2 separate regions of the Homo sapiens genome follow, and region 1 is linked to region 2. Evidence: chromatin loops called from intact Hi-C (ENCODE). Cell type or tissue: K562. All regions are shown on one strand.

Region 1 (8,000 bases), 130 kb before region 2:
AAATATGGAGTGAGTATTTTCAGTTCAGAATTTCAAGTTTCAACTCTCAGAAAAACACTGTAGTGGGCACTGTTGGACCAGCAAGATGGAAAAGGCAGGGTCTTTCATGGTGTGATCCTCAGGGTTAGTTCTGATGGTGACCAGTGTAATTGAGGCCCTGTCCATGATGGACATGGGGGAGGTGGATGCAGACCTGAGAGTTCCAGAAGTCTTGAATAGGGTCATGGGGTATTGCAGGTACAGACTGCGGTTGGAGCAAAGGCCCACAGTAGGAAAGAACCAAATGTCTAAATAATATCCTGTGACTTTGTACTGTAAGTAATGAGACTGGTATCTAAAAGAAAATAAAGGCAATACAATGTAAATATAAATCTAAGTGGGTGTTATTCCTTCCTGTGGACGTACTTGCATTCACTTATCCTATGTGTAGTTTATCCATGAAACGTGAATCCCCTCCCTGCTATCCAACCCAATTGCCCTCTTGTCGCATTTTAGTTTTGATTGCAGGCACTTTTACCCATTTTTCTCATCTGCATTCTCAAACAGTTGGCTTTGAGTGACTTTAAACTGTTTTAAACAAATGAAGAGCCTCATCATTTTGAGTATCTTTTAGAAGCATCACAGACTTCAAATTTCACAAGCAAAGGCTGTTTTTGATAACACTTACTCTGTTTGACTAGAGAATAGGCCCCTGAGGTTATTGCTGTGAAGGAATTAATATTCATCTCGGTGCAGAAGTTCTGCCTGTTTATTTAAAAACAAAACAAATCACTGTACCTGTGAAATACAATAAATAAAATAAGTAAAACTACTTTGTGAATTGCTTAATAGCATAGCAAATGCTAACTCTGTGGTTAGCATTTATGATTAAATGAAAGCAGATTACAAAAAAGTCTACTGTAATTTTTTTGTGGTTAAATTTGCATACATATTCACAGAAGTCTACATATACATTCTTATATGTAGAATACCAAAATAGCAGTATTCCTGAGTGTTAGCCATAATTCCTGAGTGGTGGTATCATTTTTCATTTATCTGTGATTTCTCAGCTTCTTCAGTTAATATTTGTATACCTGTAAGACTTTTCCAGAAATCCTGAAAAGACATTTGTAGTCCCGTTTAGTTTCTTCTTATACTTCCTACTGGGTAGATTTTGATAGTTTTTAATGGTTTTGTTTCAGTTGATTTTGGGGACAATATTATTTCTAGGACTTCCCGGCCTGAAGTCTCCTGGTAGCTACTTATTTGTGCAACAGACACTGTGCATTATCTCCATGTGAAGACCTTTGTAGAACTCAGCAGATGGGCTCCTGCTGTTCCAGCCTCTTGTTCTCCATGGTACAGACACAGCCAGGCATATCCTGGGAAAGAGGGCAAGAGGAGTTTCAGGAGCAGCTCTGGCACAACTTAGAGTGACAGAACACAGGTCAGGTGTACACTTTGCCTTATAAGAGCTGATTACCCACAGCTCTTTCTGTACTCAAGACAAGGGTGCCCGTACAAGTGATCAAGTATTAAGAATGTATTCCCAGGGGAAGTCGATGAGGAAGGGGAAAAACCAGGCCAGGAAGGGAGGAAGCCAAGAGAGGTGTTATCTCAAAGTCATGCAGAGGGGACCTTCAGCCTGACCCTGCAGGGACTCTGGTATGTAAGGTACTTGTCCCACTGCAAGCAAGGTGGCTGTGCTTTCATACCCCACACTGCCAATCACTGTCTATGGCTTGCCCCAGGTGGGGTATAAACTTTCAGGCACTTCTGCCATCTGCATGAGGAGGGCAAAGGCTTCTGGTGGCCAAGGGCAGAGCCCCAAAGGAGAGCCTTAATGCTATCATTCCTCTTTGGAAAGGAACACACTGATGAACTTTAATTCCATGCACCAGGTATTCCAGACATCTCCAGCCTGTGTGCTCACACATTGTCAGGCTCCGGGGGATTAAAATCAATGCAGACTTCTGAGTGTCTTTCTCCTGAACTTGATTGTAAACAACAATGCAAAGTAAACTAACAAATAGGAAAATGTTCAAGTAAGACAGTGTGTTCATTTATTCTTGGGCAATAATTCTTCTTGTTATAGTGCAGTAGCATAGGCTTAGGAAAGAAACACCTGGAGCCTCCCCTCAACAGAAATATCCATCAGTTTGAACTGCAACTTAGAATGGCTGATTAGACTGCTTCCTTGCAAGAATTCTGAGGCCAGGTGTGAATTCAGAGGGAGAGATGGGCATGATTGATTAATGATGTCTGCTAGTTGTGACTTTAGAGAAGATGAGTGAGATTGACTAGTGATGTCTTCCAGGTGTGAATTTTTAGAGGAAGTTGGGGCAAATTCAGAGGGGAGATGGGCATGACTGATTAGTGATGTCTTCCAGCTGTGACTTTAGAGAAGGCGATGAGTGTGATTGATTAGTGATGTCTGCCAGGTGTGAATTCACAGGGGCAGTTGGGGTGAATTCAGAAGGGAGATGGGCGTGATGAGTCAGTGATGTCTGCCAGGGTCCTGGGAACAGAGAGTTGGGCCCATGGACCAGGTAGGTTCCATCCCTGCTTTCTTTTGTAGTTAAAGCTCATTAGGGCAAATTTACCACATAGTCCACACCTTAGCTGAACTTGGTCAGGAAGACATTTCCTTTTCCTTTTTTTTTTTAAAAAAAATCTCTCTTTCCCTCTTTCTCTCCCCCTCCCCCATTTTATCTCATTTTGGTGCTTATAGGTTTTTATTCTATAAACACTTTGCCGTCTTTGTGACACGGACTCATTCAGGACATGTTTACAGTACTTAATGACATCTCCCTGAGAAATAATGAGAATGCCTTTAAAGGTTGTCTTCCTCCCCGTGCGAGCAGAGGGACGCACGCCAGGCCTGCGAGATGAGAGCCGAGGGTCTGGCGGGGGGAAAATTGACTTAATTTCTTTTCACCACATGAAATGGAATGTCTGGGTGATCTGACCTAAATGCATGGCCTAAAACCAATTAATTCTGAATTGCGAATTTGTGAGCGCATCAAGTTGTGCATGGAATTTCCGATGAACCAGACAACGCATACCTGCCTTGTTTGCAAAATGTGGAGATTTTTGCACATAAATTTGCCTAATGGTCCATTATTAAAGTGCAGCTTCAGTCATATTGTACCTCAGCTCGCGGGAAGACGTGTAGTGGTTCCCCGTGCCCTTCCTGTGGAATTCAAGTCCTTGGTCTGTCTTGCCTGGCCCTTAGCAGTGTGGCCCCGGCCTCTCCTCAGTGTGGGTGAACTCCCCCTACGGGTCAGGGTCCTTTAATGCTGTCATCAGAGGGGACCTTACATCCTGCTGCAATGGCTCTGAAGCTAGGCTTACACTACAATCCCTATGCACAGGGGGTGAGGTGCCGAGCCACTGTCATCATGGAGTTTGGGAGAAAACGCGCAGCTCACCACCCCCAACCTGGCCTTGACGCTCCCACTGCCGTGCAGTTACTCATTCTCTTTTCTGTGCCTGTTAGATTAACGCTCATTTCATTGTAATCGGTTTAATTCACCTAATGTTCATTGAGACTACTGTGCATGTGACACCGATTTGTTTGTGGGAAACAAAAATTAACCAGACATAGCAGCTGCTTAAATGACCAAATTAGAAGAAGTTGGCAGGAAATATAAATAACTATAATAAACGTTTAATTTGGTGACTTACAATAGAGCTATAATTAAAACACTACGAAAACACATAGAAGGGAGCTTGGTATGTGTTTCTGCATGTGTGTGGTGGTGTGTGTGGTGGTGTATATGGTATGTGTGTGGTGGTGTATGTGTGTGTGGTGGTGTGTATGGTATGTATGTGGTAGTGTGGTGTGCATGTGTTGTGCAGGTTGTGTGTGTAGTATTAGTGATGTGTGTGTAGTGTGATGCATGTGTGCACGGGTGTGCTGTGGTGGAGATGTGTGTGTGTGGTGTGTATCTGGTGTGTGTGTTTGTCTGTGGGGTGGGGCGGGCTGGGTGCTAGCAGGCTTCCTGGGAGAGAAGAGTGGAGTCTGAGAAGTGGGTGTGGCATCTCTGAGGAGGCGGGGTGGAGAAAGGGTGAGGGTGGCTGCGCACACATACAAACACACTACCACACCCATGGTTGTGGGCTGAACTGTGCCCCACTCCACTTCTAAATGTTGAAGGCATAACCCTGGTACCTCAGAATGTGACCTTATGTGGAAAGAGGACCTTATGTCGTTGCAGATGTGTTTACTTAAGATGATGTCATAATGGAATAGGGTAGGCCCACTCCAAGGTGACAACATGCAGGGAGGACGCCATGTGCAACCGTGGGCAGAGGCCGGGCTGATGGGTCTACAAGCCCAGGAAAGTCCGAGATTGCCAGCAAAACACCAGAAGCTGGGGGGAGGCATGGAGTGGGTTCTTAGAAGGAACCCACCCTGCAACACCTACATCTCAGACTTCAGCCTCTGAAACTGTGAGACATAAAATTTTCGTGCTTTAACCCACCCAGTTTGTAGAATTTGTTACACAGCCATGGCAAACAAATGCACCCAATGTCTAAAAGTCCTTTGATTAACGACTCACAGTTATCCTTTGAAAATTCCCAGAATAAAATGCAAATGTCAAGACTCACAGGAGTCAAGATTCAAACCTTTTGTGTATTTTAAGCATCCACATTTCACTCTTTTTGTTAAAATAAGAAGAACCATTCCAGGTCCAACTGTCTTCTGCAGACCTTCTGTGTGGAATCTTTTCCTGGAGTTGGAATAGCAGACTTGGGGATGGTGCTGTGGGTTTGTTTGGTTTATTGTTGAAATCCCAAGAAAGAACTTTCATTTGCAGCTGGTAAGTTGGTCTGAAGTCCCTTTATCGTCACCTGACCCAAGGCACATTCACCCAGACCCCAGACTTAAGCTGGCTAAAAGTCAGCTGGACTCTTACCTACTTTGTTGTTCCAGGAAAATGTGTTTTGTTTTGTTTTTGGGTTGAGTTTCACTGACCCTTCTCTGCCTCCTCCCTGCTCTATTTCCTTTTGGAGGGAAAATTATTTCAGAGATTTGCTGGATTTACTCATGAAGACTCCACCAATAAATTCCTAACTCAAAAGATTAAAGACATTTATGTACAGCATACAAAAAGAAAAAATCTTGCTTACATCAGAGTCCTGCTGTTTGTATAGCTTAATCAAACAGAGAATAATGTTTGACAGACAAGGACTAACACAGACATTTTTTGTTTTCTAAAACAAGCCTCAATTACTCAAAAAATGTTGCCTGCTTGGTTGGCTTTAAATGTTTTGATCTCCTTCTGATTTATGGCAGTCCCATGTATAGAAATAGATCTCCCCTTAACCACCTGTAAGCAGGTGTATCCCTTTAAGCACAGTTGCTAGGACCTGGGATTCATTCATCAACTGCAACTACTTGGAACCAGAAGCATTCAGCATCTTTTATCACTGTGACCCAGTCAGCAGGTCTATTTCATTATAAATATTCAATTCTATATAACCACGACAAAAGAAAAAAGGAAATTTAGGGAAAGACGACCAGGATCTGAATTCAGAGAAAAAAAGGAACAAATATTTATGAAATACCTATTTTTGGACCAAAACTGAGGGAGGCATGTTTCTTTCTTTTTGTTTTGTTTGGTTTCTGATGCTTGAAAAAATTAAGTGTGACTTTGAGCAAATTACTAAATCTTTTTCTAAAAAACATCATCTGTAAAAGTTAAACACATTAAATAAAAATAGTTACATAATGCCAACTTGTATTTATAAAGTGACTGATTTTCTTCTGTCATATTTTTCATGATTTACATTTTACAATATTCTTTCAAGTTCTTCAACTCCATTGCTTAGAAGATACTTTGAATTTTGTTGAACAAATAAATAAATGCATGACTAATTTGTTTTAAAAGGTGTGATGGTGAAGCATCATGGTAACTCTAGGAGATATAACTGAACACATACCCAGGCTTGGTGTCTTCTCATGAAAGATAAAGATGGCTTTTTATCATTTTTCTATTTTCCTTACAATCAGGAAACTATCTGTATTGTTTTTCATAAAATTTAAATGCTTTCTAAACATGCAAACCTAAAATGTAATAAAATATTATGTAGGTAAGTATTATGCAGGCTTTGGTTGCGATTTAAAGCAGCACAGCACTATAAATAAAGATGTGTATTATCTGACGCAAAAGCAATTTCAGGATATTCTGTAGAAATCACAAGGGAAGGCGAGTGCCATCTTCTATTCAACATAGTCATTTTTAGCAATTTTCCAAATGAGTGTTGTAAGATTCACCAAAATCAGCAAGATTGCCTAAGGGAAGTAGCTTCTTAGCATTACCGAGTTGAGAAACTGAATGCCTCTTAGCGAAGTTGACCAACTCCAACAGCCACCGCTGACAATGCTGTGTTTTCAGGTTGTGATTATTAACGGCCTGGAATTTCCAAGTTTAAGCATGTCTTCTGCAGTTGGAGGCCTCTCAGGGCCTCTGCCCTTTGTCTGAATTAGACATAGAAAACTGTATCTAGGAAACTTTCTCTTACTCTAGGAAGCAACAGCAACAGGTCTTGGAGATGATAGATGTGTTGCAAGCTCTGGTCTTCCAATTTGAGAATCAGTAGGAGTGGTGGTTGTAATACATCCCACCCTAGTCTTCCTCAATGAGCAAACAGATGGAGTGCTCCTCCTCGCAGGGCCTGACGGTGCGATGGGTGGGGCATCTCGCCAGCACATCCTCCAGCTCCAACTGACCCACCCTGGGGGAAATTGAAAGATAGCATCCAAGCTGCAGATCCTGCCATGGATCAGTTCTGCACTATTCCTGCAGAGCAGGGCTAGGGGCTGTTTGACTTGCTTTCTGTCTGCTCCTTTGGGCAGCTCTCATTTGCTTGTGAGTATTAGAGAAACCTTGTATGAGACAGATGTCCTCAGGGTGTCACATGTGCCCGCCCCTTTCTGATGCGAACACCTAATCTCAGAAGCCCCTTGCTTAAAAAGAGAAGGGGCTGCTTAGATGAATGTTTATTAAGACTAAGCTTTCACCCCACTCTGCAGACTTGGCTGAGCCGGTGGACAAGATTTCAGGAAGGAACTAAGCTCTGAGCTTTACTGATAGGCTGGTATGGAAAACCTTTCTGGACTCCTTAAATATATCCTTCAAGATTTTGACATTTCTCTGATTGGAACTGACAAATAGATCTTGGTAGGCCAAAGGTTCCACCCTTCACTCTAAAGCTAAGTTGGGTGAGTACTTGAATTTCGGAGTCCTCAAATTCTTTGGTCTTGAGGCTTTTTACGTTCTTAAAAATTACTGAAGTCCCCAGAGAGCTTTTACGTATGTGGGCAAAATCTATTTATATTTACCATATTAGAAATCAAAATTGAGGAAATATAAAAATATGCATTTATTAATCTTGAAATAATAATCAACCAGTTAAATGCTAACATGAATAACATGTTTTTAAATAAAAATAACTATTTTTCAAAACAAAAACAATTCTGGAGAAGAGTGATGTTTTTTACATTTTTGCAGATCTCTTTAATTTCACGCTTAAAAAGACAACCAGATTTTCGTATCTGCTTCCGAGTTCATCTGTTTGTATTATATTATTGTGGTTGAAGTATAGGAAGAAAACTATACTGATTGTTGTTGAAAAAGGAAATTTTTAAATAGTGTTTTCAAATCAGCTGTGGATATTCTTTTTTGATGCCATACCAAACCCCAGTAAGTGATAGTTTCTTTTTTTTTTTTTCCTTTTTTTTTTTTTTTTTTCCTGAGACAGAATCTCACTCTGTTGCCCAGGCTGGAGTACAATGGCACGATCTCAGATCCACCTCCCGGGTTCAAGCGATTCTCCTGCCTCAGCCTTCCAAGTAGCTGGGATTACAGGTATGCAACCCCACGCTCAGCTAATTTTTGTATTTTTTAGTAGAGATGGGGTTTCATCGTGTTGATCAAGCTGGTCTTGAACTCTTGGCCTCAAGTGATCCGCCTGCCTTGGCCTCCCAAAGTTCTGGGATTACTTACAGGCAT
Region 2 (8,000 bases):
AGGAAGTTCACCAAATATATGAATTCTTGTCAGCTGGGCCCAGCCAGCCCTCCGCATGTGCCCTGAGCCATTGAGGCAACTAGAGGGTGTCCATGTCCAGTCGGAAGGTTGAATGCTGGTTGGGTGCTGTGTGCTGGTGGCCTAGGACAGGGTCAGGTTAGGAATAGCAGTCCCTTTAGGATTGTTCCTTCTTCTACACCCCTCAGCTTGCATGCATGTGCAGGTGTGTGTGTGTGTGCGCGTGTGCATGCATATGTATGTGAGAGAGAGTGTATGTGTATGTGCATTTTGAACCATTTGAAAGTGAGCTAAAGATAGCATCCCCTCTGCCTAATATATATTTTGGTGTCTATTTCCAAAGAACAGGATATCCCTTTCCATAACCATAACAGTTACCCAAATCGGCACATTTAACTTGGATACAATACTTTCAATCCACAGACTGTATTTAAATGTTGCCAGTTTCTCCAGTGATATACTTTAGAGCTATGCTCCGTCTCTTCGGTCTGCTTTAATTTTGGACAACTCCTCAGTAGTTTTTGTCTGATTTGACCTTGGCATTTTTGAGAGGTGCAGGTCACTTTATGTTATAGCCGATATATCCATTTGGCACTGGTCATGTGAATATCTAAATAATAAGAAGTCCTGGTCCCACGTATAATGGGATAAGCACATGCCACTCATCTTGCTCAGCGGATGTCGCTATAAAACCTGAACATAAGGCACAGGGCAGCTGTGAGGACTCTGAAAAGTGACTCATAGAAGAGGACTGGAACTTAAAGTGCTGAAACTGCTGGTGATTTTTTTTTTTTGTCTGTTACTTTTATCCCTCGGCACTCGATGCAGATGCAGTTGCTGAAGTACACACAGAACCAAGTAACTAAAATTCCAGCTTTGTTGCCAGAAGACCTAAAAAGGGACTCCAGGGAACTAGAAAATCCTGGGAGCTCATGGAGAGGGAGGAGTTCAGAGAGTGGCCCACACAGTTGACATGGGTTTGACGAAATACACACAGGAGATGCTAAGAGTGGAGCAAGAGAGACTCAGGCCTGGACCAGCCATGGTGGGGCACATAACTGATCAATGTAAAAAACACTGCCAAGGCTTTTGTTTCTTTGAGTTCTTAAATAATTAATTAATAGACTATTTTTAGAGCAGTTTTAGGTTTTTGGAAAATTGAGTAGATGGTATCAAGTTCCCATATGCTCCTGCACCCCCCCACTCCCCTTATTATTACCATCTTGCAATGATGTGGTACATTTGTTATAATTGATGAGCCAATATTGTTATGTTATTATTCATTAAAGTCCATAGTTAAGTCCAGAGTTCACATTAGGGTTCACTCTTGGGTACATCCTATGGGTTTTGACAAATGCATAATGACATGCATCCACCATAGGGTACCATACAGAATACTTTTAACTGCCCTAAAAATCTCCTGTGCTAAGCTTGTGTGGTGGTGTGTGCCTGTGGTCTCAGCTATTCTGGAGGCTGCAATGGGAGATCCCTTGAGTCCCATAGTTCAAGGCTGCAGTGAGCTATGATCATGCTTCAGCTTGGGTGACAGAATAAGACCCCGTCTTAAAAAAATAAAAATTAAAAAATTGTCTCTCCTGTACCTATTCATCCCTCCCTCTACTCATCCCCAACAACCCCACCCCAGCTGAACCTCTGACAAACACTACTCTTTTTACTTCTCCATAGATTTGGCTTTTCCAGAATGTCATATCGTTGAAATCATACAGTATGCAGCCTTTTCAGATTGACTTCTTTCTTTATCAATATGCGTTTAAGGTTCCTCTATGTCTTTTTCTGTGGCTGGTTAGCTTTTTCTTTTTATTACTGAATAATATTCCATCGTCTGGATGTACTACAGTCTGTTTATCCACTCGCTGTTGAAGGACATCTTGGTTGTATCCAAATTTTGGCAATTATGAATAAAGTTGGCATAAACATTCTCATGTAGTTTTTTTGTAGAGACACAAGTTTTCAACTTATCTGGGCAAATATCAAAGAGCCTGCCTGCTGCTTCACAGGGTAACAATATGATTACTTTTGTAAGAAACTGCCAATCTCCCTTCCAAGTCAGCTGAACTGTTTTGCACAGGCTTTGGACTTGGAGTTATGCAAGGGTAAGCTGAAGTCTCTAAGAGGGCATGATAGGGCTGGTTTTGTGAGTTTTGGAAAACTACAAACATGATTCAGCTGCAACAGTGGGAAGGAACTGCCACTGCTGGGTGGAAGCGGCCTTGCTGGAGAGATGCTGGGAGGAGGAGGAAGTCCTCAGGAGGAACGGTCGGGCCCCTCTCCCTCCAGATTTGCGGCCTCACTCTAGCGTCCCCTTGCCAGGAGCATCTGGCCAAGCCCAACTGCAGTTTGCAGAGTCCCAGTGCTGGCATCACAAGGCAGGATATAGAAAGGTGGGTTTGGAGCCAAGAGAAAATCATTTAATAATGGCATTACTCCCAGCCCCCGCTGGGATAAGTCCCTATCTTATTAAAGCGATAACACAAAGCAGTAGTGAAATTAACAGCACTAGACATGCCACTTTCTCTCTGGACATCGGCATTTCTGTAGGGCAGTAATTTCTACGATCTAAGATTGCCTCCCTGCTGGACTCAGAAAAGAGGTAACAAAAGTGGGTAAGTTTCTATTTAGTCCTGCCAGTCCAGCCTTACTTGAATTGAGGCTGAGCCTGGAGAAAGCTAGATTCCTGGAAGCAGCAGTCCTGCAAACCCTGAGCAGCTGAGCACAAACCACAGCCTGTCTAACGTTCTATTTACATTATTGCCTGCCTTTTGTAATGGAGGGGGGCAGAGAATCACGACTCTGCTTTAAAGTTTCAGCAGAGCTCCCCACACCTCAGCCCCTGCCCGAAATTCACAGGTACATGACGCAAGTTTACAAAAACGGAAAAAAAGCAACCATTTGGTTTGAGCTGAATTGAAAAGCAAAACAAAACAAAAAAACCCTCAGAGTTTCTTTTGAAAATTATAATCCTTCTCTTTATCTCTCTACAATCACTTTCAGTGAGGCTCACGTTCATCTTTAACCTTTAATCTTCCGAAGTGTTCAAGGATGGACGCTAGTGACGAAGTGTCAATTTGCTGGTCTAACACGCCTCCTGGTGGTCAAAACTATCCAAGATCTTAACAGGTATTAGACAACTCCATGGCCTTAAATGAGCATGGAAAAAAGTATGAAGCCAGAATATGACACAACTGACTGAAAAAAAATACATGACACCATTTGTAGGGATAAAAATGTGTCTCTGTTTAGCAAGAAAAGCCACACCATAGGTGCTGTCATTCCATTTAAAAAATCAGATTATTCACATATTCTGGTAGTTTTTATTACAGCTTCAACTTCTAGCTTCTGTTTTGTGATATTTTGCCATGTCATACAGTTTTGGTTGCCATATAAGTAAGAAGGAAAGCCATTGTGGATTCACTTCTGAATATTAAAGATAAAATAAAGGCTGCATAGGGACCTATACTTTGATATAAAATAAATGTTCTTTATTGTTCAATAAGCCCTACTTATTTTCTCCTCCTGTCAAGGAAAATTTAAAGATAATTAAATAAATTAAAATTCATTGACCTATAGGTTAATAAAGTCCATTAATATTCCTACTGTTTATAAGAGCTTGAGAGATAAGCCAAATGATTGATAGTCTATGATATAGTATCTTTCTGGAATCATCCTCTGTAAATTTCCACAAGGAGGATTTTCTTTTCTTTTTCAAAAATCACTTTATTGAGGTAAAATTAATATGTATAAAGCTATACATAATTAAATGTCTAGACCTCTCGAAGTTTCTTCTCACCCCTATTATTATTATTATAAGAACGCGTCATATAAGCTCTACCCTCTTAGAGAATCTTAGGAATGCAATACTGCATCATTAGCTGTTGGCACTATCCTGCACCACAGTCTCCAGAACCTACTCCTCTCGCCTGGCTGAAACTTTCCACCTTTGATCAACACCTCTGCTTCCCCCCGCAGCCCCTGGAAACCACCATTACACCCTTGACTTTTACAGTTTCACTATTTTGGATTCCATGTATAAGTGAGATCACGTGATATTTGTCTTTCTGTGCCTGGCTGATTTCACTTAACATAATGTCCTCCAGCTCCATCCATGTTGTCACAGATTACAGAATTATCTTCCTTTTTGGAGGTTGAATAATACTCCACTGTAAGTGTATACCACATTCTTTTTATCCATGCATCACAGATGGGATTTAGGCTCTTTCTACTATACCTTGGCTATTGTGAATAATGCTGCTATGAGCATGGGGTCAAGTATCTCTGTGAGATCCCAAGAGTCCTGGTCTTCCCTCTGTGATGACCCTGCTCTGGGTATTTTACTGGGAGAGCAGAGAAGAATGGAGTGGAGAATGTTCTTGACTGAGTGTTACCATTGCAGAGGCTAGGAGTTCAAAGAACCAAAATTTAAGTCTCAACTTCAAATCCCAGACCCAGCTTTCACTTATGTGTGGAAATTGGAATATCATTATTCATCTCCCGTTCTTTTCTACACTGTCTAATAAGAACAGTGGCTACCTAACAGGGACATGGCTCCTTGAGAGCAGGAATCTTGTCTGTTTCTAGCTACTGGTCTGCCCCTAGTGCCTGAGAACTGAAAGCAGATGGCCTTGGTAAACAATATGGAGAACAAGCAAAAATGACTTACCTGCAATGCTGAGAACAAGCAAAAATCACATCCAGGAATTTCTCCTGAAATTAAGACTCTGCACCAATTACATTGTTTCCTTATCAAGACTAACACTAGTTCATTTCACTTCCTTCATCTTGCTGTGCTACCAATCTATAGTTGGTCAGAAACTCTGCCCAAACCCAGTGGCTTCCCACCTTCCAAAATCGACCTTAAAAATTACTACCGCCTTCTCACTAAAACCCAGTAAACATCCTTTCCTGACTTCCCCGTTCTGAGACCCTATGCTCAGAGGCTCCCCCAACTGCCCTCCGCAAATGCAGCAGGTGAAACAAATTTCGCTTTGCTGGATCAATAGTCTTTTCTGGTGTTTCTGCATGTTCAAGAGTAGACATATCTAACTCACAGTAAGCCCTGGCAAACATTGGTTTCCTTGCCTTCCTAGACCTTTCCTGCAAATGAATGGCCTTTATAGGACAGGCCACGAGATGACCCTCATGGTGGATCCTGTTGCTGTGACTTACCAGGTTCATGACCTTGGGAAATTTGCCAAACCTCTCCAAGGTTTAGTTTCTTCTCTGTCAAGTGGGGATCAGTAATAGTCCACATCTTACATATTTTCTATAAGGATTAGAAGAGCAAAGTCACATTCTAAGTTTTGGTTGTTATTCCTCAAAATTAATTTTCTCCTTTGGAGTCTATCTAACCAACCAGGCTGCAAAGGAAGAGCAGGCATTTCAAGGATCTTTGACTTTCATAATTATCCACGAAGTTTTACTCTAAAGAGACATCCAAAGACCCAAATTAAATTCTAGGTTAACTTATAGCCAACCTGGAGACACACAGTCCCCCAAACCTCCACACTGTCCAGGCAGTGAGCACACAGATGGGAATAGATTCAAATAGGTGGAAACATTCTGAAGCCCAAAGATAGGGGCAGTGATGGATCTGAATTTCCCCAGAAAGCAAAGCCTCCAGGAACAATTTACACGACTTGGCCAATAGAACCCTTGATGGTAGCTTTAGTTTTGTAAAATGGAGGTTTGAGGAACCATTCCAGAATGTGTACCCATCCATGTCCAAGAGAATGCTACAGCCTGTGGAGTAGCTGGGTTTGCACTTCCAAACAAGGTCGTGTGGGCCTAGGATGTGTAGCCTTTTCTACAATGAGCTTTGTGCATTAGAGTTCTGGTGCCTCTGTCCTTATTCCAGAAAGTACAGCTTATTCACAACTTGTCAGAAAGGCCTGGCCCCCAGAACTCTTGGCTTGAGGTTGTGACGTCTAAGTTTAATGTAAGCTCTAAGAACTAACTACCAAGTTGAAAGTCAGAGAATTCAATGGAAACTGGCAGAGCATCTGGAGACTTTACCTGAGGTTCCGCAGTCTCAGCGGGACCAACATAATCCTGATATTCTCTCCTAGGAACTGCAAGGTCAAGCTCAGAAATATCTTTTCCCACTCAAACCCACCCAACAAGAGAGCTGTACTTGACAGCCAGGTTCTGGGGGTTTCCCAGAAGGTTATTAAACAATTTAAGAAGTAAAAATTAAGAAATAAATAAATAAAGGAAGAAAAAAATACAGGGAGGAAGGACAAAGGAGAAAGAGAGAGAAAGAGGAAGCAAAGTCAGGGAAACAGAAAAAAAGAAGGAAGGAAAGAAAAAATGAAAGGAGGGAGGAAGGGAGGGACAGAGAGAGGCAGGGAGGGAGGGAGGAAGCTGGGGACTTGATTAAGAATATCTAGAGTTCCTATTAGTAGTATTTGATTCTTACAACAAGCTGGCAGTTGGTAGAAAGGACACTTTTGCAATAGAACCTCTGCTAAAGACAGATTTGTTAGTAGAGGTGAAAAGTCTCCCAAAAGCCCCTTTCCCATAGACCCATTCAGTGAATCTGGCATAGAGAATTTCAGATTCCCCATGAAACCCAAAAGCAATTATCTGAGATTAGCAGGAGATCAGAAACAGCTTACCTCAAGTATTGTTTTCTAAACCCAGAGGGCTGGAGAAATTATTATCTGGTAAGAATTCTAAAAACTCTGAAACTGGTAACATTTGTTCAGACTGGAGGGAGAAATATAAGACCATGACAGGACAGACATACCATTGATAGCAGAATATGGTTGGAATGGACTTTTCTGAGATCTGTTTTCATTTCTGAAAAGTGCACAAGGACCCCAATGAGAGCTCTGTCTTAGCTCTTGGATAACTTCTCAGCACCAGGTGGATGAGAGAAAGGTTTGTTGAGGCTCAATACCAAAAAATTGATGTCTGGAAACAGCTCAGTGATGTCTGCTTACATCACATGGTCATGCTTCAGATATTTCAAAAAGACTGTGCTGTTGGAAGGAGAGCACGTGGTCTTTTTTTTTTTTTTTTTTTTTTTGAGACTGAGTCTCGCTGTATTGCCCAGGTTGGGCTCACTGCAACCTCCATCTCCCGGGTTCAAGGGATTCTCCTGCCTCAGCCTCCAGAGTACCTGGGATTACAGGTGCCCACCACCACGCCCAGCTAATTTTTGTATTTTTAGTAGAGACAGGGTTTCACTATGTTGGCCAGGCTGGTCTCGAACTCCCAACCTCAAGTAATTCGCCTGCCTTGGCCTCCCAAAGTACTGGGATTACATGTGTGAGCCACTGCGCCTGGCCCCACACAGTCTTTTAAAGTAAACTAACTCAAGCCTCTGAAAGATAGCAAAGGAACAGTAAGTATTGGGCCAGATATGAAATTAGTCATTTAATTGTGATAAATTCCTTTAATTTAAATATCATCGCATGTATATTTTATGAGATAAGATGAGATTTGCAAGTGAAAGTCTATAAAAATGGTAAAGAGCTAAGAAGAATTAAGGTCATGAAGGTTTCTAAATGTTTTCCAGGCCACCGACGACATGAATAGTTTACTTATAACCATTGACATGGTACTTCTGGTGAAATTAGGACCACTCAGAGTGTTCTCTTATTTCAGATCAGGCATCACTTGGTTTAGATATTGGACTCCTGACAGCCCTAGTGTGGCATGAAATGCCTGGTGACCGATGCACTCTAACAGTGTGCTTCTTCCAGAGGAAGCAAGGTGGTGGTCCCCTGGCCCCCAGCTGATTCTCCAGGGCAGGCAGGGGACTGACTTCAAGCCGGTCCTCTGAATTCCCCAACCTGAATGGAAATAACATTTAAATCTAACTCCTAGACTGGCTTTTCTGGCTAGAAGAATCTCACCTGAAAATCTCTTTTATCTCAATAACAAAATATCAGATCACGTTTATTATTGTATTTACAGAAATTACAGATTTGGGCAGACATTTATTATATTTGGTGTAAGCT

The links. Peaks named below come from ENCODE experiments on the same cell type or tissue, not always from the same donor. Only the 100,000 strongest peaks of a DNase experiment are listed, where the experiment ranks them.
Region 1: a loop joins it to region 2, with 2.9 times the contacts of the local background. A loop is called at or near these places in 2 of 110 quality-filtered maps.

What each region holds. Positions count from the first base shown.
Region 1 is chr20:22,467,814-22,475,813 of GRCh38, reverse strand. It overlaps LOC105372563 (a long non-coding RNA gene), which reads left to right and starts at 4,276. Exons shown (of 3, transcript XR_001754711.1): 1 at 4,276-4,434; 2 at 7,022-7,210; 3 at 7,750-7,787. In K562, no CTCF peak of the experiment used is centred here; a DNase peak (open chromatin) is centred at 4,023.
Region 2 is chr20:22,334,418-22,342,417 of GRCh38, reverse strand. No RefSeq gene overlaps it. Among named protein-coding and RNA genes, the nearest start is that of LINC01427, 56 kb to the right of the region's middle. RefSeq lists an enhancer at 7,953-8,000. In K562, a CTCF peak has its summit at 3,120 (motif pointing left); a DNase peak (open chromatin) is centred at 3,127.